2 separate regions of the Homo sapiens genome follow, and region 1 is linked to region 2. A link is an interaction called in ENCODE POLR2A ChIA-PET data of the cell type or tissue named here. Cell type or tissue: Panc1. All regions are shown on one strand. Each heading gives the region's core, and the rest is flanking DNA. Links, peaks and the distances in the headings are about the cores only. Region 1 holds the start of LINC01531 (long intergenic non-protein coding RNA 1531). Region 2 holds the start of KRTDAP (keratinocyte differentiation associated protein).

Region 1 (11,471 bases), core at 1,380-9,379, 82 kb after region 2:
TTCCCTTCCACCATGATTCTATGTTTTCTGAGGCTTGCCCAGCCCCGTGGAACTGTGAGTCAATTAAACCTCTCTTCTTTGTAAATTACCCAGTCTCGGGTATGTCTTTACTAGCAGCGTGAGAATGGACTAATACACACGGTATGCATGTATATTTCAATATATGTGCACATACTTCACTAAAAGTATTTAAAATAAGATGACAGAGATAAATTCAAATATATTGGAAATTATTATTTTATAACTATAAATGGACAAAATGGTACAGTTAAAAGACAAATATTGTCCAGTTGTCAGACCAGATTACAAAAAAATCCAACCACTCTATACACTGCTTAGGAAAAGCACATTTAAAACATAAAGATATAGCAAGGTTGAATGTAGAAGGATGGACAGAGATGGACTGGCAAATAATAAGCAAAAACCAAGTTGATGTGGCTCTGTTAATATCAGACAAAATCAATGTTAAGGCAGAAAGAATTTTGAAAGTTTCAATTCACCAGGGAGACAGAACTACAAGGAGAAATAGGCAAATTTACCATGATAGAAGGAGCATGTAACACACCTCTTCATATAACTGATAGATTAAATAGATGAAAATGTATATAAAGGTTATGAAGATTTGAACATCATAAATTAACAAGTTTGATCTAAGGTATATACAGAGAACATAGCACCCAACAATTACAGAATCTATCTTCTTTTCATTACTGGAATACTAGAATACTGTTTATATTCTAAGCCAAAAAACAATTCTCAGCAAATTTCAAAGAACTGATACCATTGAAACAATACTCTGTAGTTAGAAATGAATAACAAAAGGATAAAGGGGGGAAACATCTGTGTTTGAAAATTAAGGTACATTTCCAAAGTCAAGAGTCAAATAAAAAAATCCCATGGAATTTGGAGCCTATTTAGAACTCAAAATAATGAGAATGCTGCAAATCAAAACTTGTGACATCCCACTAAAGCTGTTCTTAGAGGGAAATCTATCCAACACACTAAATGCTTACATTAGCAAAGAAGAAAGGCTAAAATGAACGAGCATCCAAGTTAACATGTTAGAAAAGGAGCAACAGAGAAGACTCAATAAAGTAAAAGGAAGGAAACAATAAAGATAAGATTAGAAATCAATGCAACAAGAAAACAAAGATAAATGCTGGAGAGGATCTTGGTTTTCTGAAAAGACAAATTAATGGGTCTCTTGGCAAGACTGAGAAAGGAAAAAAGAAGGCACAAACACAGTAGGATGTAACCACTCAAAAGTATCATGACCTGTTTCTTCCCATCACGTGGACTCTGCTCCGAAGGACAGTTGCTTTTCTTGCCTGGTTTGTCCACCTGTGCCAGCCACTGCTTTGTTTCGGGTGCCGGTCCTTTGAGTCCACATGCAGGCTCCTGCCTTGCTCCCCAGACTTGCCTGTGCTGGGTTGTTCAGATCCAGCATGAGGAACCCCCTTTTCTGAATCGGGGCCAAGGATAGAATTAAGAGCTCTGCAGCAGATAAGTCAGTGCTACTGTCTTCTAGATATAGAGTAGGGAAGATAAAGAATTCCAAGACTCTGATATTACAAGATAAAAAGGCTTGTGGCTTACCATGAGGCAGTACCAGCCATAATGAAGAAAATGTCATAGGCTGGGTGTGGTGGCTGATGCTTGTAAACTCAGCACTTGGGGAGGCCCAGGAGGGAAGATCGCTTGAAGGCAGAAGTTGTTGAACATCCTGGCCAACATAGTGAAACCCTGTCTCTATAAAAAATAAACAATTAGCCGGCCATGGTGGCGTGCACCTGGAGTCCCAGCTACTCAGGAGGCTGAGGCAGGAGGATGGCTTGAACCCATGAGTTAGAAGCTGCAGTGTGATGTGATCACACTACTGCATTCCAGCCTGGGTGACAGAGGGAAACCCTGTCTCTAAAACCAACCAACCAACCAACCAACCAAACAAACAAACAAACCAAAACAAAAGGAAAGAAAAGAAAATAGAAAATATCATAGACCCCAAGGAACAAAATGAAAACACTCACTCAATGGCTGAGTTGGGTTTGAGCTATCTACTACTCTCCTTGACCTCTGAAACTGGGCACAGGAGAACTCACCTTAGTTCTGTTTCATTGTTCCTCTTTTTGAGCCCTCCTTCCCCAAAAGGTTACCCCAAGCTGGCGCCTCTAATCTCCTGTGAAGGTGACATTGGCCGTCCCTAAGATCCACATCTTCTCTCTGCAGCTGGCTCTCCAGAGCTTTCACCACCACCCAGACAGTGAGACCCCCGCCGTGCTGCCACCTCCGTGGCCCTCTGTCAAAGGCTTTGCGCACGGTGGAGGAAGAGAAACAGAAAATCAAGGGGTTAGGCTGGGCATGGTGGCTCACGCCTGTAATTGCAACACTTTGGGAGGCCAAGGTGGGCAGATCACTTGCGGTCAGGAGTTTGACACCAGCCTGAGTAGGGGTTGAAACCTCGTCTCTACTAAAAATACAAAAATTAGCCGGGTGTGGTGGTGGGTGCCTGTAATCCCAGCTACCCGGGAGGCTGAGGCAGGAGAACCCAGGAGGCGGAGGTTGCAGTGAGCCAAGATCATCACACCACTGCACTCCAGCCTGGGTGACAGAGCAAGACTCCATCTCAAAAACAAAACAAAACAAAATAAAAACAAAAACAAAGAAAATCAAGGGGTCAATGCAGCATCGAGAGCACTGAACAACACTGCGCCTGCCCACCAATTTGACTCTTCCACTGGGGGAACCCACCATGGGAGACAAAGCACAGGGTCCAAGCAGACCAGGAAGTTGAAGAGGGTCACGGCAGCCAGTCTCTTGGCTCTTCAGCACCTCCAGGTCCCCACTTGGGGCCAGAGAGCATGATCTGCACAAAGTGCCAGTGGCAGAAGGTGGTGACCGCCATGGGGGTGAAGAAGAGCTCCAAGCACAGCTCCAGCTGCAGCACCACGGCCAGCTGCTCTTGGGGGACGTTCTCATAGCAGATACGGAGCCCTCTGGCATATCTCATCATCTTCTTGGTAAAAACTAGACAATGAGCCAGGCATGGTGGCTCATGCCTCCCAGCACTTTGGGAGGCTGAGGCAGGCAGATCACTTTAGGTCAGGAGTTCGAGACCAACCTGGCTAACATGGTGAAACCCCGACTCTACTAAAAATACAAAAATTAGTAGGGAGTGGTGGCACATGCCTGTAGTCTCAGCTACTCGGGAGGCTGAGGTAGGAGAATCACTTGAACCTGGGAAGCAGAGGTTGCAGTGAGCCAAGATAGCACCACTGCACTCCAGCCTGGACGACACAGCAAGACTCCATCTCAAGAAAAAAAAAAAAGAAAGAGTAAGCTTAAATCTCCTCGAAGTGATCATTGAAAGGTAAACATTTAAAATAAAACTTGTGGCTGGGAGCAGTGGCTCACACCTGTAATCCCAACACTTTGGGAAGCCAAGACAGGAGGATTGCTTGAGTCAAGGAGTTCAAGACCAGCCTGGGCAACACAGTGAGAGCCTTTCTCTACAAAACGTTAAGAAATTAGCTGGGCATGGCGGTGTGCACCTGTAGTCCTCGTTACTCTGGAGGCTGAGGCAGGAGGATCACTTGAGCCCAGGGGCTTCAAGGTTACAGTGAACCATGGTGGCACCACTGCAAACCAGCCTGGGCGACAGAACAAGACCCTGTCTCAAAAAAAAAAAAGTTTAAAAATGAATAAAATAATGAGGCCTTAACCTATGACAGATAGCATATCACCTGCTGGCCCATCTGTACATCTCATTCTGCATTCGAGAACTTCAGAAGTAGAGGACCAGATGAATGGGAGTGGCCCTGCCGCCACGGGGCTGAGCTCCACCGCTTTTGTCCTGCTCCTCCTCGCCAGGCCCTGACCATCTCTCCACTGACTTGTCCTGGCCCCTTTTCCATTTCTGTGGCCTCTTCCCTCTCCTCCTTGGAGAGTAGCCTGTCCTCTGCTCCCTGCATGCTCTCCTTCCATCCCGTCTCTTCCTGGGGTTATGATCCCAGCAACCTCTTCCCTGAGCCCAGGCGAGGTCAGGTCCCTTGCCTTTTCCTGCAGGTAGATGGGTGGGTTTTCAAAGATGTCTGGTTTCAGAAGCCGGTGGCATCTTGTCTAACTGGACCACCTTTTCCTTTTCCACCAACGGCAGGCTTTTATACCTGGAAGAGTCATGTGGTCAAAAAGAGGAAAGTCAGTGGTTGAGCTCTTTCTAAAGCAGCTTGACCTTCTGGGTCTCCCACCAGATTTTGTCCCCAACAGACTTATTTCACCCAGAGTCCAATTTTTTTTTTTTTGAGGCAGAGTCTTGCTCTATCACCCAGGCTGGAGTTTAGTGGTGCGATCTCAGCTCACTGCAACCTCTGCCTCCCTAGTTCAAGTGATTCTCCTACCCCAGCCTTCCAAGTAGTGGGATTACAGGTGTGCAACACCACGCCCGACTAATTTTTGTATTTTTTGTAGACAGGGTTTCACCATGTTGGCCAGGCTAGTCTCGAACTCCGAACCTCAAGTGATCCGCCTGCCTTGCCTCCCAAAGTGCTGGGATTACAGGCGTGAGCCACTGTGCTCAGCCCAGAATCCAAATTTGAACAGTTTTTTCAGGCTTCCTCCTCCCCCTACATTCCAAGAGGTTGAATTCTGTTTCCTTCCCATGGGCAATTATCCCACACGACTACACGCACATCCATCTCTCACTTCCGCTTTTTCTTTCTTTCTTTCTTATTTTGTTGTTGTTGTTTTGAGACAGGGTCCCACTCTGTTGCCCAGGCTAGAGTTCAGTGGTGCAATCGCGGCCCACTGCAGCCTTCACCTTTCGGGCTCAAGTGATCCTCACACCTCAGCCTCCCGAGAAGCTGGGCCACAGGTGCACGCCACTGCATCTGGCTAATTTTTTGTATTTTTGGCAGAGACGGGGTTTCACCATGTTACCAAGAGTTGTCGAACTCTTGAGCTCAGGCAGTCCACCCGCTTTGGCCTCCCAAAGTGCTAGGATTACAAGTGTGAGCCACCATGCCCAGCCCCAAGTTTGTTTTTAGAAAAAAAAACCTAGCATTGTCCCTTGCCTATAACAGACACTCAAATCCTTGTGGAATGTAAGGATGGAGGTTGGATGTGCCTGTGAATACTTGCTAGCTGATGACACAAGCAAAGAATGTGTCAGAACCTGCGCCTTTTGTCTCCTGTCCTTTATCTGCATTCTGTTGCCCGGGTTACTGGTATGGGGACATCTTTGGTGCTGAGGTCTAGGTTCCAATGAGTCAAAGGGAGAATTCAAACTAAGTTGTCTGGCAGCACCCCAAGACTGTGCTGACCTCACACACAGCTGTATCACGGGAGTGGGCAGTGCATCATCTCAAATCCAACTCAACTGAGCAATGGTTCGGGCTGAGTCACACCATGTATGAATCGGGGGGCGGGGGTATGTGGCTCCTCTCCAACAAGCCACACTGTCTGCTTCCCTGTCACAAAACACATGGAGCCGTTACTCTGTGTGAGGTACTGTTCTAGGAGCTGGAGACAAGAGTGAACAGGATGAACAGAAAACAAGTAGACAAACCAACAAGGCAATTTTACAGGAAGAAAGGAAGTAGGCCAGGCAAGGTGGCTCACGTCTGTGATCTCAACGCTTTGGGAGGCCCAGGCAGGAGGACTGCTTGAGGCCAGGAGTTCAAAACCAGCCTGGTCAACATAGCGATACCCCGTCTCTACAAAAAGTGAGATAAAAAGTCAGGCATGGTGGCTCACACCTATAATCCCAGCTACTTAGGAGGCTGAGGCAGGAGGAGGATTGCTTAAGGCTGGGTGTTTGAGACCAGCCTGGGCAACATAGTGAGATCCCCTGTCTCTACAAAAAAGGATAAAAATAAAAAATTAGCCAGGCATGGTGGTGCACACCTGTAGTCCTAGATACTCAGGAGGCTGAGGCGGGAGGATCACTTGAGCCTAGGAGTTGGAAATTAAAATGAACTATGATGGCACCACTCCAATCCAGTGGTCCTGTCTGGGGGAAAAAAAAGGGAAAGAAAATAAATCGGCTAGGCGTGGTGGGGTTCATGCCTGTAACCCCAGCACTTTGGGAAGCTGAGGCGGGCACATCACTTGAGGTCAGGAGTTTGAGACCAGCCTGGCCAACATGGTGAAACTCTGTCTCTACTAAAAATACAAAAATTAGCCAGGTATGGTGGCGGGCACTGGTAATCCCAGCTACTCAGGAGACTGGGGCAGGAGAATCACCTTAACCTGGGAGGCAGAGATTGCAGTCAGCCGAGATCATGCCACTGCACTCCAGCCTGGGCGACAGAGGAAGACTCTGCCTCAAAAAAAAAAAAAAAAAAGGACCAAAAATCAAACAACAACAACAACAACAACAAAAAGCAAGCAGGGAAATTGAGAGAGAGAGAGAGAGAGATGGGCAGGGCCTGTCAGGAAAGGCCTGGGACATTTGAATGGGTGAGAAGGAGCCACTATCTGAAGAGCGTTCCAGGTAGGGGCACCAGCGGGAACTTAGCCTGAACCATGGCTCGGTTGAGTTGGACTTGAGATGTCGCACCGCCCACTCCCATGATGCAGCTGTACGTGAGGTCAACACAGCCTTGGGATGCTGCAAAACAGCTTAGTCTGAATTCTCCTTTTTTTTTTTTTTTTGAGACAGAGTCTCACTCTGTTGCCCAGGCTGGAGTGCAGAGGCGATCTCGGCTCACTGCAACCTCCATTCTCCTGGGTTCACGCCATTCTCCTGACTCAGCCTCCTGAGTAGCTGGGATTACAGGCACTCACCACCACACCTGGCTAATTTTTGTATTTTTAGTAGAGATGAGGTTTCACCATATTGGTCAGGCTGGTCTCGAACTCCTGAGCTCAGGTGATCAACCCACCTTGGCCTCCCAAAGTGTTGGAATTACAGGCGTGAGCCACTGTGCCCGGCCTGAATTCTCCCTTTGACCTCATGGAACCTAGGCCTCAGCACCAAGGATGTCTGAAGCTCTGAAGCTCTGAGGTGGGAGGAGGCTGGAGGAGGGGCCCTGGCTGCTCTGCCTGCAGCCACAGGGAGAGTGCACTGGAGCCAGCTGTAAAGTGCTGACTTTAGTTAGGAGCTGTTTGCCCTCAGCTGATGGTTACCTCATCCGTTGATCATATCGTCCTCTCCTGATCTGTGATACGTTCTGATAAGCTGCTGCAGCCAGTCAGAAACTGACAGCCCCCTTCTGGTTCCATGCCCTTGTGGTATCTTGACAACAGAAACCCACATTGAGCCACACTGTCCTTGTCAGCATCCCGCAATGACAGATAGGGTAAAGGTCAGATATGGGGCACCCAAAACAGAATGGGAAGCATTTTAAGATGAAAGGGGGCCAGATGTGGTGGCTCATGCTGGAAATCCCAGCACTTTGGGAGGCTAAAGCAGAAGGATTGCTTGAATTCAGTTGTTTGAGACCAGCCTGGGCAACATAGCGGTAGCCCATCGCTAAAAAAATTAAAAAATTAGCTGAGTGTGCTGGTGCATGCTTGTATTTGCAACTACTCAGGAAGCTGAAGTGGGAGGACTGCTTAAGCCCAGGAGTTCCAGGCTGTAGTGAGCTGCAATCACGCCATTGCACTCCAGCCTGGGCGACAGAGCCAGACTCCATTTCTTTAAAAAAAAAAAAAAAAAGCTGGGCCCAGTGGCTCATGCCAAAGTGCTGTAATCCCAGCACTTTGGGAGGCTGAGGCGGCAGGTCACTTGAGGTCAGGAGTTCCAGACCAGCCTTGCCAACACGCTGAAACCCCATGTCTGCTAAAAATATAAAGATTAGCCAGGTGTGATGGCTGGCACCTGTAATCCCATCTACCCAGCAGGCTGAGGCAGAAGAATTGCTCGAACCCAGGAGGCGGAGGTTGCAGTGAGCTGAGATTGCACCACTGCACTCCAGCCTGGGCGACAGAGTGAGCGACTCAGTCTCAAAAAGAAAAAAGAAAAAGGAAAAAAAAAAAAAGCAAGGGAATGCAGATGTCTCCAGCTGTATGGGCACCTGGGCACCTGGTCACCAGCATGCACCAACAGGGGAAATGGAGGGAAAGGAAGAGTGTGGGCCTAGCCGGGGGACAGGATTTGAGTTAGCCACTGCCCTCATTTGCCTGTAGGCTGGCCCTTCCTTACAGTTCAACCTGCTGCAGCCCAGCTGTACCTGTTTTGAAACCACCCTGACAGGCTAACATCAGGAAACCCTATCTGGTGGGAAAGGGAAGTTTCCCAGATGCCTCCCCTCCACCAGCTGCTGCCCCTACAGGCCCATGGTGCCAACATCTTGGGAATAGGGCCCCAATTACACAGACTCTGCCACCCCATCCTTCCAGTTGCTCAGGCCCTGAGAAATCTCTGATTCTTCTCTTTACCCCATCAGCAAATCCTTTCCACCCTGTCTTCAGAATAGCTCCCCAATCCAGCCACTTTTTAGCACAGCCCTGGTCCAGGCTCTCAGCACTTTCTCAGCTGTGTCTCTGCAGCATCTGCTCTCTGGTTCCCTACTTCACACCACGCAGCAGCCAGAATGGTCTTATAAAAACATAAGCAGGGCTGGGTGCAGTGGCTCACACCTGTAATCCCAAAACTTTGGGAGGCCAAGGCGGGAGGATCACTTGAGCCCAGGAGTTCAAGACCAGCCTGGGCAACATAGTGAAACCCTGTCTCAACAAAAAATAAAAAAATTAACCAGGTGTGGTGGCACATGCCTGTAGTCCCAGCTACTGAAGAGGCTAAGGTGGGAGGATCACTTGAGCCCAGGAGATTGAGGCTGCAGTGAGTCGTGATTACACCACTGTACTCCTGCCTGGGTGACAGAGTGAGACCCTGTCTCAAAATAGATAAATAAATAAAAACATAAGTAGGCTACGTCTCTTCCCTACTCAGAACCCCACAGAGGCTCCCCACCTCTCTGATCAAAGCTAGAGTCCTCCCAGAACTTGCAAGTTCTGCTCCACGGGCCTTCTGTCTGCAGCACTCTCTGGCCTCATCTGCTTCTCTTTTCTCCCATCTCCCTGTGACTCTGGGGACTGCGATTCTCTGGGGATTTCTCTGGGGACTGCGATTTGATGACATCTTTCAAAATGAAACACCCCGGCCGGGGATGGTGGCTCACGCCTGTAATTCCAGAACTTAGGGAGGCTGAGGTGGGCAGATCACTCGAGGTCAGGAGTTCAAGACCAGTCTGGCCAACATGGCAAAACCTCATCTCTACTAAAAATACAAAAATTAGCCAGACGTGGTGGGGCAAACCTGAAATCCCAGCTACTCAGGAGGCTGAGGCAGGAGAATCGCTGGAACCTGGGAGGAGGAAGTTGAAGTGAGCTGAGATTCCACCACTGCATTCCAGCCTGAGTGACAGAGAGAGACTCCGTGTCAAAAAAATAGAGAAAAAAAAGGAAACAAAACAAAACAAAAGAAAACAAAAAAACCAAAATGAAACATTCCATATTATTTGATCCAAGAAGCTGATATCTACAGATTTACTGTATGGATATACTTTTCTGGTTTTTTTTTGTTTGTTGTTTGTTTTGTGATAATAAAAAATTGGGAGCAACCTGTCTATCAGTAAAGGCTCTGGTTAAATAAAGATCATGGAGCATCCACATGGTAGGAATCCCACACACCTGTTACAAAGAACGAGGCAGGTCCACGTATGCCAATGTAGATCAGGCCCTGACATGTACTGTTCAGCGGAAAAAAGCAAGGCATGAGGATGGCCATGCGTCTCCACACCCATTCAGCGAGGACTTCCTGAGTAGCCCCCATCACAGCACTCGCCGGTGCTGGGGATTCAGCGGTAGACAAGGCCTGGCTCCATGGAGCTGACCATTGCAGCAAGATGGGCCAGAGATTGATGAATAGTGATTACTTAAAACTCACAGAATTTATACATGTAGAAAAGGGGAGGAGACTCTGATTTTCTTTTTCTCTTTCTTTCTTTCTCTTCTGTTCTCCCCTTCTTTCTTTCTCTCTCCCTCCCCTTCTTCCTTCCTTTCTTCCTTCCTTCCTCTCTTTTCTTTCCCGTCCCTCCCTCCCTTCCTCCCTCCCTCCTTCCCTTCCTTCTTTCCTTTCTCTCCCTTTCTTTCTCTTTCTTTCTTTTTCTTTCTCTCTCTCTTTCTTTCTTCCTTCCTTCCTTTCTCTCTTTCTTTTCCTTCTTCTTTCTGTCTCTCTCTTTCTTTTCTTTTCTCTCTCTCTTTCTCTTCCTTCCTTCCTTCCCTCCTTCCTTCTTTTTTCTTTCCTTTGTTTCACAGGATCTCACTGTGTTGCCCAGGCTGGAGTACAGTGGCATAATCATAGCTCACTGCAGCCACAACCTCCTAGGCTCAGGTGGTCCTCCCACCTCAGCCTCCTGAGTAGCTGAGACTACAGGTACACAGCACCATGCCTGACGAAAACTTTATTTCTTATAAAGGGTTACAGCCTGCAAGGTGGCTGTCCCACAGGCTGGGAAGTGTGCCTTCGGCCAAGACCAGAGACAGGTACTTCGAAGGAAGAGGGTTTGGGGTAGGAGTTTTATACTGAATGGGTTGGCTAAACATACATATTCAACAGATTACAGGAGAAGCTATGAATATTCATGAGGTAGTCATGACACATGCATATTGAACAAATATGCATGTAACATACAACCTATGTTGGCCAGGTGTAGTAGCTCACGCCTGTAATCCCAGCACTTTGGGAAGCCAAGGCGGGCAAATCACTTGAGGCCAGGAGTTTAGGACCAGCCTGGCCAACATGGCTAAACCCGTCTCTACTAAAATTTAGCCAGGCGGAGGGGCGCGCCTGTAGTCCCAGCTGCTTGGGAGGCTGAGGCATGAGAATCACTTGAACTTGGGAGGCAGAGGACGCAATGAGCAGAGATAACGCCACTGCACTCCAGCCTGGGCGACAAAATGAGACTCTGTCTCAAAAAACAAACAAACAAATAAACAAAAAACCAACCTATGTTCACCTTGGAGTGGAGACTTAGCATTTAAATGTTATTACAATTAGGCCCTAAATATCAAAAGGTATTTTCAAGACAGGAAGGCAACCTGTGAGCAACCTCTGTAAACCAGCCAGGACCAGTCCCTGTTCTTCTTACCAGGAGAAAGTGGCTGAAATCAGTCTCTTCTCCAATCAAAGCTGTAGTTGTGGCTGGTGGAACAGAGGCTGGAGGTCAGTTATTCAGCATCTGCAGGAGCTTCCAAATGTTTCAACACTGCTTATCCTGAGGCCAGTGCTTGTTTATCTGCTAGAGAAAAAGAAAAGCCTCGTGGCAGTTAGAGCATAAGTTATTCTTTAAGTGTAGAGGTGCGTGACTTACCACTTGCCTGGCATGACCTTAGTTCTATTTATAATTTGGTATCTTACTTCCATAAAGGGTCCGTTCTGTCAGTCTTATGATCTCTATTTTAACATGAATGCTGGTCAGTGTCTGAACTGTAAAAGGTAAAGACGTATAATGAGGCATGTCTGACCTCCC
Region 2 (11,471 bases), core at 1,227-9,226:
TTTAACCTCTATATGCTGTGGTTCCCCCGCCTATAGAATGTGAATAATTATAGTACCCACCTGTGTCAGAATCACTGGGACATTTCAATGAGATCGCGTATTTGGAGCACTTAGTACAAGGTCTGCCATATAGTAAGCCTCAGTAACTCAGCTAACATTGTTATCAATACCATCGGGTGGAGAGGAAAACATAGGGAGGGCAATTTATTGTCAAAGGAAAATCACAGATTAGACTCTAGAGCAAAACAGAAGACAGCGTTGGATTGACCGATGCTCTAGATCACCCAGGCCAAAACTGGCACTGGGTCCCCTCACCCGCCTGTCAAATCGTAGCTGGTTATACAACATCAGTTCTCTTTTGTCTGATTCTTCACTCCCTGGAGTCGACCCTATGCGGATGGAATGGTGGCTAATGAGCTTTTTCAGTCACTGTTCGTTAATTAGCAAGGATTCATTACACAGAACTTGTGTCCTCCAGAAAACCTTTTGGGAGGTGCTCCACCCACCTCAGTCATTCTCTAACTCGTCCCCTCCAGGAGCACCAACTCTGTGACATCCACTACTGTGTGGCCATCTGGGCTAAGGGAGTGTTCTCTAAGCAGTGTTCCCTCAGGTAGCTCTGCAAAGGGGAAGCTGCCATTATAAAATCAGAGGAGGCTGAAGAGGATGTCTGGGACTGGGGTGTGGGGGCAGCGTGAGGATGGAGCTGAGGTGCCCAGCTTCTGGGGTTCGTAAAGGTTGTTCATGGATGCCGTCCAGCCCTCCCACCCAGGGCCACCGCCACCGTGCATTGCATCAGGTTGTGTTGATAAGGTCTTGCTTTTCCCTGACAGCGCCGGTCCATGTCCCAGCCCCTCCCTGTTACAGCAGGAGCCGGTTTGGCCACCTGAACCTCACTGTGGAGAAGGCTGCTTGACTAGGACATTGTGTCACAGTGAGGTGATCCAACTTCCAAACTGGGGGTGGGGCAAGGTGGGTTAGGGCAATGACATGGAGTGGGCACTCCAGGTTCAGGGTACCTGGATCCCATCTCCAACTGGGCACCCTAAGAGCTGTTTTTTGTTCCCTGTTCCTTGTCATCTTAGCTCAAGACAGTCATTTCTCTGAAGACCCAAGAGTAAAAGACGGGCAGTTGGAAAATGGAAAGGTTCAGCCCCATGAAAGGAAAATGTACACTGTGGCTGAAGGATGCCTGAATACTAAGTCTAACGTATCATATCTGACCAATGCTGACTCTACCTGGGTTCTGTGTGAGCCATGGTTCTAGGGGGATGTAAAGCTGATCAAGATACAGCTCCTGACCTCAAGGAACTTGATACTCTAAAAGGGAAACAAGGCGAGAACATGACTTACTTAGATACAATGCCAGAGACATACAAACGAATGAATATGGGAATTCTGTGAAAGGAAAGGTGTGGAGAGAAGGACTGGGCATTGCAGGAAAAATCTGGGAAGCTTCATCCAAGATGAGTGTTGGGTTCTGAGAACTGGAGATGAGAGAAGGCCATGTTAGGAATAAGGAACAGCATGGCCGGATGCTTTGAAGAGGGAAAAAGAAGGATATAGTTGGTAAGGGGTCTAATTTGGCCAGAATGTGAGGTATGTACAAAGCTAGTAAAGGAAGAAGTTATAAAGGTGGGTTGAGTTCAGAGCATGGACCACCTTCAATGCCAAGCTAAAGAGTTTACATAGATTTTGGTAGGGTGGAAGAAAAGGCCTGAATGAGCATGGAGCGCAGGCTCACACCTATAGTCCTTTGGGAGGTCAAGGCAGGCGGACCCCTTGAGTCCAGGAGTTTGAGGCCAGCTTGGGCAACATGGCGAGACATTTTCATCTCTACGAGAAAATTAAAAAAAAAAAAAGCTGCAACATCTCTACAAGAAAATAAAAAAGTTAGCTAGGTGAGGTGATGCGTGCCTCTAGTCCCAGCTACTAGGGAGACTGAGGTGGGAGGATTGCTTGAGCCTGGGAGGTCAAGGCTGCAGTGAGCTGTGATCACACCACTGCACTCCAGTCTGGGCAACGAGTGAGAGCCTGTCAAAAAAAAAGAAAAGAAAAGAAAAGAAAAAGCCTGAATTCTAAGAGAGGAATGAGGGATATAACGAAAAGAGACAAAGACAAAAGGAGAGGTTGCTTGGGTACCACTGCCAATCCCTTGGAGGGACAGGTCCAACCTGTCTCTGTCCCAGCCCCATCTGCATGAAGAGACCCATTGCAGTGTTACCTTCCACGTGCCTGGGGCAGAATGCGAATTGAGAAATCCGAGGCAAATGAGGAACAGTCCATGCCTCCCCCTCCCAGAGCCCCGGGGGTGGGCGACAAGATCTGGGGGTGAGTCAGTGGGGTGGGGACCCCATTTCTGTGCTCATCTGCCTCCTTGGCAATATAAAGAGCAAGCACTGAGGCCCCGCCTCAGAGCACCCCAAACTTGACGCCATGAAGATCCCGGTCCTTCCTGCCGTGGTGCTCCTCTCCCTCCTGGTGCTCCACTCTGCCCAGGGAGCCACCCTGGGTGGTCCTGAGGTGAGCACGTCACCTGCATTTTTATTCTTATACGTGTTACCCACCTACCCCTCCATCTCTCTACCTCCTGTCCATTCCTGGATAAGTGGCTCTTAGTTTTGGATTCTGATGGGGGCTGAAGAAACTGGGGCTCTGAGGAAGGGAGGAGGGAACAGAGCATCCCTGGGGAGACATTTGGGACAGAGATGCTCCTCTTTCTGGAAGGGATGGTGAAGTGTGTTGGGGAGGCTCGTGTACTGAACCTTGGGACTGAGTGGGTGGTCTGGGTTCAGACTATCTCCACCATGGGCTCTCAAGAGTGTTCACCCATTCCGTTCCAGCTGCACACATGCCTGGGGACGTGCAGGGGAAGAGGGGGAACTGGAGAACGGCAATGTGAGGCAGAGCAGCTCCAAACCCAGGCCTGCATCCACATGGGCAGCAGGTGGAGAGGGTGAAGCAAAGCAAAAAACTAGCTAGTTCTGCCTGCAGCTGACTTAACTCAAAGAGGAGTGGGGCTGGGGTGTTCTGGAGACACCCCTGCTTAGCTCCTCTTTGCTTCATTTGTGCCCCTGGGAGTGGTGCCCAGGTGACGGGTGGCTCCCTGCTGTCTCTGGAGCATAGGCCACAGTGAGAATCTTTACCATCCAGTCCTCAGCCAGAGAGGAATCCTGATGCCTATTCCGGATTTAAAAGTCTAAGACAGGGGCACAGGCTCAGCTGCTAAGGACCAAGCCAGTGGTGTCACTGAGCTGGGGGGGCTGTCAGGGCCTGAGGTGAAATGGGGCCAACTTTCCCAGTCTGAAAGGGCAGCTTTCACCCCACCTGACGCCATGGATTGGGAAGATGTGCCTAGAGTTTTACATTTTTCAGGGGAAACTAGAAATCTGGATGAATTTATGAATTCTTACTAATTCAAAATGTCTAATTCAAACCAAAAAACAAATGACCAAATTTTTATGAGATCTAAGCATCTGGATCCAGCCTGCGGGCTCCGTGTTGGGCTCTGTCATGGGGAAGACACGATGGGACACACTGAGGCCTGGGGTGGGGTCCCCATGGAGGGGGATTATGGAACCTCCAACAGTGGTGGCAATAAATCCACAAAGCAAAGCAACCTCGATCAGTGAGAGGCAGGCGGGTCACCTCAGCAGCTGGGCTCCCACCTGCTCGCAAATCTTTCCCATCCAGCTATACGGACTGAGCGTGGGTGTCTCCAGAACACCCCACCTCTTAGACTTAAGTCAACTGCAGGACAGCACTAGCTAGCTTTTCCGGAGAGGAATGCTCGGCTCCAGGCTTTCTGCCTGCTGCCCATGGTGACACTGCTTACATGTACCATTCTCCAATTCCCCCTCCTCACCCTGCACATCCGCCAACCATGTGCGCGACTGGAACGGAGACCATGGTGGGGAATGGGTTGCGTTCTTTCGGGGACTGGGCTGTGGATGAAGGCAGAGCTGGCAGACAGGGATGTGGGCAAGGGCCCTGGCATCACGTGACCCCCTGCCGCCTTTTCTCCCTCTCCTTTTCCAGGAAGAAAGCACCATTGAGAATTATGCGTCACGACCCGAGGTAAGCCGTCTGTTTTCCCCGGCCCTCCAGCCACGAGTCTGTCCTCTCTCTCTTTTTGCTTCTTAGCAACTTTCCTAACACCCTGCGTTTCTGCCTAGGCCTTTAACACCCCGTTCCTGAACATCGACAAATTGCGATCTGTGAGTACGCTTCTCTGGTGCTACCCCCACGAATACCCTCATCACAGAGGGGATAAACGCCTTGGTAGAGAGCTTGCAAAGCTGCCACGGTTCCTTCACCTTCTCCAGAGGGCTGGGGGCTAAGCTCTGGCCTCCCCTGGAGCTGACCTGCTTCTGCTGTCTCTCTTCCTCCTCAGGCGTTTAAGGCTGATGAGTTCCTGAACTGGCACGCCCTCTTTGAGGTGAGTGCTCCGGCGCCCCTTGCCCTCCTCGGTTGTCTGCAGTCATCCCAGGGTAGTGGCCACACATTTTGGCTTTAAATGTATGGGTTGGTTCCTGATCTCTGGGAGGGAGTGACTGTCCTGCCTGGATGCTGCCCAATGGGCTGTCAACGGAAGAAAGCTTCCCCCGGCGCCAGTCCTGGCTACCCGTGTTTTCCTAAGATGGTGGTGGAGGAGCAGGGCCCCAAGGACAATTGCAGAAGAGGAAGAGGCTAATCGGTCAAGATTTTATTTGAATCCCCTCATCCTCTATGGAAAAACTGAGGCCCACCCGCACTTAGAAGGCAAAGTCAGCGACAGAGCTGGGGCCCGCGTCTCCTGACTCTGCACTGACTTCTCACATGGCCTCATGCGAACGCCTTCAGCTCCCTCGGCCTCCGCTTCCTCTGTGATGTGGGGATGATGACAATTCCCACCACAAAAGGTTGCTGTAAAAACCCACTGAAATCATGCTTGTAGAGCAGCCCGTGCAAGGCAGACACAGACTAAGGCCTCAGGAAATATTAGCTCTTGATAAAGTAATGACAAAATAATGACATTATTGTTACTATGGTTACTGTGGGAGTTCATTAAGGGAATGCTTACCCATCCATGCCCGGCTGACCTGCAACACATCACTCTCTTTCTCTTTCTTTCTTTTAGTCTATCAAAAGGAAACTTCCTTTCCTCAACTGGGATGCCTTTCCTAAGGTAAGAGGTGTGGGCATTAGGAGGGTATGGAGCTTGGGGGTAAGGGAAGAAGCAGAAGATATGGGAGAGAGAGTGGGGACAGGGAAAGGAGGATCAGCCTTCTCACCAAACTGAAGGGAGGTCTTAGCTACTACATATAGAGGAGAACGGGAACTCACACCGAGGCAGAAATTCCTTTCCATCCATGCCATCCTATACTGGGCACCCACGGGTTCCCCATCTAACCCTGACCCCTCTCCCTCTAGCTGAAAGGACTGAGGAGCGCAACTCCTGATGCCCAGTGACCATGACCTCCACTGGAAGAGGGGGCTAGCGTGAGCGCTGATTCTCAACCTACCATAACTCTTTCCTGCCTCAGGAACTCCAATAAAACATTTTCCATCCAACAGCTCCTGTATCTGCGTCTCTGTCCTCCTACTGGGCTTTACAAAGGAATTAAGATGGAATGAGCCCCAAGGCTGATAGGTAGAAATCTTGACTTCCAAGAGGAGAGTAAGTAGGGAGACAGGAGGAAATAGAAAGGACACACCAAGATGGCAAGAGACCCCCTTGTGTCTTAGCTCCTTAGTGTTGGCTGGGATCCTTGAGGAGCATGAAGCTATGACTTGCTTAGTAAGATGCTCAGGGAATCTCTAAACCAAAAGGTATCTGAGACAGGTCTCATTCTCTTAAGGGGGAGCTCCTGGACCCAGAAAACTGTCCTGTTGGTTTGAGCAATAAAGACAGCTCAAACCAGTACCAAGCAACGATAGATTTGTCAGAGGTCAGGGCCACCTCCATTCAGAGGCCATTCACGGGTTGCCAATTTGTAACCCAAAAAGTATCTGAGACAGGTCTCAATCAATTGAGAAGTTTATTTTGCCAAGGTTAAGGACAATGCCGGGGAGAAAAAAATACAGAATCAGAGGAACAGTCTGTGGTCTGTGCCTTTCTCCAAAGATGATTTTGAGAGCTTCAGTATTTAAAGGGGAAAAGCGGGGAAAGAGGGAGGGAATGGTCACATCACTGAATCCACATGTTATAAGAGAAAAGGAGCAGGTAGGGGAATAGTCCATTATATATTTGTCTCATGCTCAGTAAATCCAGCAGTTTACATAAGATATGGTGAACATAGAATAGCTATCTGTTGAGATAGTTAACCTTTTACCTGTAGCTATCTGTTTAGGAACAAAAGGAAAGGCAGCTTCTGGCATGTCTCAGCTTTCGGCTTATCTTTTTTCCTTTCGACAGAGTGAATTGGGGTCCCAAGTTTTTATTTTCCTTTCACAAATCAAACCTACTCCCTGACCTGTTGGCATTCCCCCTTACCTACCTTCTGAAAACCTGATTCCCTTTGTAGTGGCGATTTTGTGTAACAGAGCTATCTGAAATCCAAAGTTCAGGACCCAGCTTCAATCACATGAGCCCATCTGAAATCCTTTTTTTTTTTGGAATTAGGTGGGCTCTAAATAAAGAAAACTAGCAGCGTGACCTTGAGTCTTCCTAAGCCTCTGTTTCTTTATCCGTGAAATGAGTATGGAGATAAATAAGAATGATAACCACTCTGTGGTGTTGTTATGAAGGTCAAATGACATAAGTATATAAAGCCCCTTGCACACGGCCAGGCATATAGTAGATAGTGTATCTCTACTCCCCCAGTTTCAACCAGAGAGCAGCCGCAATGATCCAGATTCACTCATTCACTCGCGCATCCATCCATCCACCCAGCCATCCACCCACCCATCCACCCATCCACCCACCCATCCATCCATCCATCCATCCATCCATCCATCCATCCATCCATCCATCCATCCACTGCAAAGATCTTGAAACATGAAATGGATTTAGTTTTGCTTCCTGTAGATGTATTTTCTCTGACCCAATTTGTGTACTTAAAATACTAAACTAGTTGGAATTGTTTCTGGTTTCTCTTGAAAACTGGGAAGATTAGAGAACAGTGGACCTGCGACTGGCTTAAAGCCAAGTAGCAGCTGCCCTCTTTACACAGGACATGGCTTCCAGGGAACTTTCTACTTGGCAAGCTTCACTTGTTTACATTGCCTTTGGCCTTTATAAGCAACTGCGTTTGTAAACCATCAACTGCAGTTTAATCGAGGAAGTGGACTACAAGGGAAATTAAACTTGGTTCCTACTTTCAAGGCGCTTACAGACCAGGTGAATGAGACATGTAAATGTTCCTGGCCGGGCACGGTGGCTCACACCTGTAATCCCAGCACTTTGGGAGGCCAAGGTGGGTGTATCCCTTGAGGTCAGGAGTTTGAGACCAGCCTGGGTAACATGGCAAAACCCCATCTCTACTAAAAACACAAAATTAGGTGGGCGGATCACATGAGGTCAGGAGTTCGAGACCAGCCTAGCCAACATGGTGAAACCCCATCTCTACTAAAAATACAAAACTGAGCCGGGTGTGGTGATGCATGTCTGTAATCCCAGCTACTCAGGAGGCTGAGGCACGAGAATCGCTTGAATCCGGAAGGCGGAGGTTGCAGTGAGCCAAAATTGTACCACTACACTCCAGCCTCGGTGAGAGAGCAAGACTCTGTCAAAAAAAAAAAAAAAGTTGCTTATGCTCTTCCTTCCAATACACACAAAGGAGAGGAAAGCTATAAATGGAATAACCAACAGAGAAGAAAACTATGGACACTGGTGAAATGCCACAATCAGTTGAAATACTTAGTGAAGATTGTGCACTCACAAACTAGGTGATAGGAAATGGAGTACAGGAAGAAGAGGGGAGGTGCTTAAGGGACACCCATCGAGTGACTAGGTTTTAGGGGAGGAGTAAAGCATCCCCAGGGGACTAGGAGTCACGATACACAAGTTAAGAGTATCTCTGAGATAAGGCGGTAGTTCTCAAAGTGTGGTCCCCACGCTGGCAGCACCAGGATCCCCTGGGAACTGAAAAGAAATGCAAATTCTTGGGCCCCACTTCAGATCTACTAAGTGCGAAACCAGGGGTGGGGCCCAGCAATCTGTGTTTTGACAAGCCCTCTAAGCAAGTCTGATTCACTAAAGTCTGAGAACCACTTCAAAAAGGAACGTCAGAGAACTTAAGATTAACCCAGAATCAGGATAGTAGTTGCCCCTTAGATGGAGAGATCCCATGTGATAGGAGAGTGGCACATAGGAGATAAGGGGGGACGGTGTGTGACAGAAGCCACTTCTATATCATGTTTCATTTCTTCTTTAAATATGTACATTTTATGCACACCTATGCATGTTGTATTTCACAATAACATATTATTAAAGCCAGAGAACACCAGATCAATTTGCAAGTGCTGACAGAATACACAGTCAAGAAACAATTGGAGTCTAGAGAGACTGCAATCTGAACCAAAAAGAAAAAGACAAAGTGAAGTGTAGACAAGCTGTGCACATGAGTGACAGATGTATACTAGCTAGATCATGTGAAATTGACAAAATGCACAAACATGGGTCAGGCCATTCAGAGGATTCAAAGAATGGAAGACATAGCACCTGTTCTCCCTGGGGATGACCTGTACATTTCCCATCAGGTAGAGGAGATAACTCAACACTGGAGACTTGAATCTGCATAAGCAAATCTTATTAAATAACCTTTATTTAATAAAAGGCAGGAAGTAGTCACTCTTCATTTTATACTTTATAAAAACAATAACAAATGCATTTTTTTTTTTTGAGACGGAGTTTCACTCTGTTGCTCAGGCTGGAGTGCAGTGGTGCAATCTTGGCTCACCACAACCTCTGCTTCCCAGGTTCAAACGATTCTCCTGCCTCAGCCTCCTGAGAAGATGGAATTACATCTTCTACATGGGTGCCCGCCACCATGTCCGGCTAATTTTTGTATTTTTAGTAGAGATGGGGTTTTGCCACGTCAGCCAGGCTGGTCTTGAACTCCTGACTTCAGGTGATCCGCCTGCACTGGACTCCCAAAGTGCAGGGATTACAGGTGTGAACCACCATGCCTGGCCAACAAATGAATCTTGTGTGGATACTATACCATCTGTTCAACAGGATGTAGAGATATACACTGAGCTATGAAACAATCTCCAAGATAGAGTAAAATGAAAAAAAGAAAGTGGCAGATCATTATGCTGCCATGTGGTTAAAATAAAGATATGGTACAAATATATGCTATTATCTGCATATTATCTGCTATTATCTGGAATAAAACTTGAGAAGTAACAGTGATAACTTTTGAAAAGTTAGATACTTTCACTGTGTACCCTTTTGGATTTTATGAACAAAAATGTTTTACCATGTGCAAATTACATATTCAAAAGAATAAATTAAAATCAAAACTTTCTAGTAAAGCAAACAAACACCAAAAAAACGCTTTGCACTGTAAAGTGGTAGGGCCTAGTCCATGCAGTGACCCAGAGTAGGTGCCTCTTAACTGAATGAATGAAACTGATTTCTCACATTTACCACACCCTTTTGCTACTCAGAGTGTGGTCCCCGAGCCAGCGGCATCAGCATCACTTGGTGCTTGCTTGCTAGAAATGCAGAAGCTCTGCTCACCCAGAGCTAATGCATCAGAATTTTAACAAGACCCCTGCCCCTGGATGATTCACATGTGGAATAACGTTTGAGAAGCACGGCCTTGGGCATGATGTTGAGTGCTATGCAGAAGGCCTTCAAGGAGTTATGATCCAGTTGATACTTACGATAAAGGAAGCATCCAGGGAGAAGGCACTAGATACCTTAGAACGATATGTTTAAATCTGACAGAAGGGAGGAGATAGTTTTGCACCAGGGTAAGAAAACTGGGGAAAGTAACTTTGAATTTGGCATTCATAAATGAACTTAAAAAAAAAAAAAGTCCCTGTCATACTCAGCCAGGACATAAAGGGACTAAAAACCAAAGCCAAACTAAGTGATTACTTTGGGAGGCTTCTGGGAATCAACTCATTTAAAAAACTGGTAAATAAAGGAAATGAATCAAGGATTCATCCTTACTTTCCTCTATGAACTATATACTTCAGGGTAAACAGTTTCTCTCTCTCTCTCTTTTTTTTTTTTTTTTTTTTTTGAGACAGCGTCTTGCTCTTTCACCGAGGCTGGAGTGCAGTGGCATGATCTTGGCTGGAGGCAGCCTTCACCTCCCTGGCTCAAGCAATCCTCCTGCCTCAGCCTCCTGAGTAGTTGGAACTACAGGCACAAGCCACCACACCTGGTATATTTTTAAATTTTTTGTAGGATGGGTGTCTTGCTATGTTGCCCAGGGTGGTCTTCAACTCCTGACCTCAAGTGATCCTCTGGCCTTGGCCTCCCAAAGTGTTGAAATTACAGGCATGCGCCACCATGCCCAGCTGGCACAATTTTTCTTTATACGAGAATTTGAAACTAATAAATGCAAAAGAAATAATAGAATATTTTCGTTTTTCAAAATTTAATAAAATAATGAATGTAGGCTAGCATCTGTAGGGAAGGAAAAAAACATTTTTTTCTACTGTCTTAGGTTCAGTGGCTGTGGCATGCTAATTACATTAACAAAAGAGGCCAGGCACAGTGGCTCATGCCTGTAATCCTAGCACTTTGGGAGGCCGAGGCAGGTGGATCACCTGAGGTCAAGAGTTCGAGACCAGCCAGACCAATATGGTGAAACGCCATCTCTACTGAAAATACAAAAATTAGCTGGGCATGGTGGCGCATGCCTGTAGTCCCAGCTACTCAGGAGGCTGAGACAGGAGAATTGCTTGAACCTGGGAGGCAGAGGTAGCAGTAAGCCGAGATCACACAACTGTACTCCAGCCTGGGCGACAGAGTGAGACTCCATCTTAAAAAAAAAAATTAACAAAAGATAGATTAGCAGGAGAAAAGGCTTATTATGCATGCATCCAGGAGCTTCACAGAAAAGAAGTGAAAACCTAAAGAAGTGGCCAGGCTTGAGGCTCATATACCGTTTTAACAAAGGGTGATAAATCGTGGAAAAGTAAGCTGGGCATGGTGGCTCATGCCTGTAATCCCAGCACTTTGGGAGGCTGAGGAAAGCGGATCACTTGAGGTCAGGAGTTCGAGACCAGCCTGGCCAACATGGTGAAACCCCATCTCTACTAAAAATACAAAAACATTAGCCAGGTGTGGTGGTGCACACCTGTAATCCCAACTACCCAGGAGCTGAGGCATGAAAATCCCTTGAACCTGGGAGGTAGAGGTTGCAGTGAGCCCAGATCACACCACTGTACTCCAGCATGGGCGACAGAGTGAGACTCTGTCTAAAAAAAAAAAAAAAAAAAATTGTGGAAAAGTGACAAAACGGTGAAAAAGGGATTTGGACATCCAGGTGATGTAAATTGTGGGAAGGTAAGTAAAATATACAGGG

The links. ChIA-PET counts read pairs that join two places held together with the same protein. Peaks named below come from ENCODE experiments on the same cell type or tissue, not always from the same donor. Only the 100,000 strongest peaks of a DNase experiment are listed, where the experiment ranks them.
Region 1: POLR2A ChIA-PET joins it to region 2 with 19 read pairs; 6 of 35 experiments call an interaction of 5 or more read pairs at or near these places.

The regions. Positions count from the first base shown.
Region 1 is chr19:35,399,277-35,410,747 of GRCh38, reverse strand. LINC01531 (long intergenic non-protein coding RNA 1531) reads right to left here and starts at 5,141. Exons shown (of 5, transcript NR_040046.1): 1 at 5,067-5,141; 2 at 1,597-4,163; 3 at 1,276-1,462. In Panc1, for the core only: no CTCF peak of the experiment used is centred there; a DNase peak (open chromatin) is centred at 5,341; H3K27me3 peaks cover 207 bases.
Region 2 is chr19:35,481,408-35,492,878 of GRCh38, reverse strand. KRTDAP (keratinocyte differentiation associated protein) reads left to right here and starts at 2,415. Exons shown (of 6, transcript NM_207392.3): 1 at 2,415-2,523; 2 at 4,039-4,077; 3 at 4,176-4,217; 4 at 4,394-4,438; 5 at 5,120-5,167; 6 at 5,413-5,555. The coding sequence starts at 2,437. The coding sequence ends at 5,451. RefSeq lists a silencer at 8,061-8,150. In Panc1, for the core only: no CTCF peak of the experiment used is centred there; no DNase peak of the experiment used is centred there; H3K27me3 peaks cover 1,474 bases.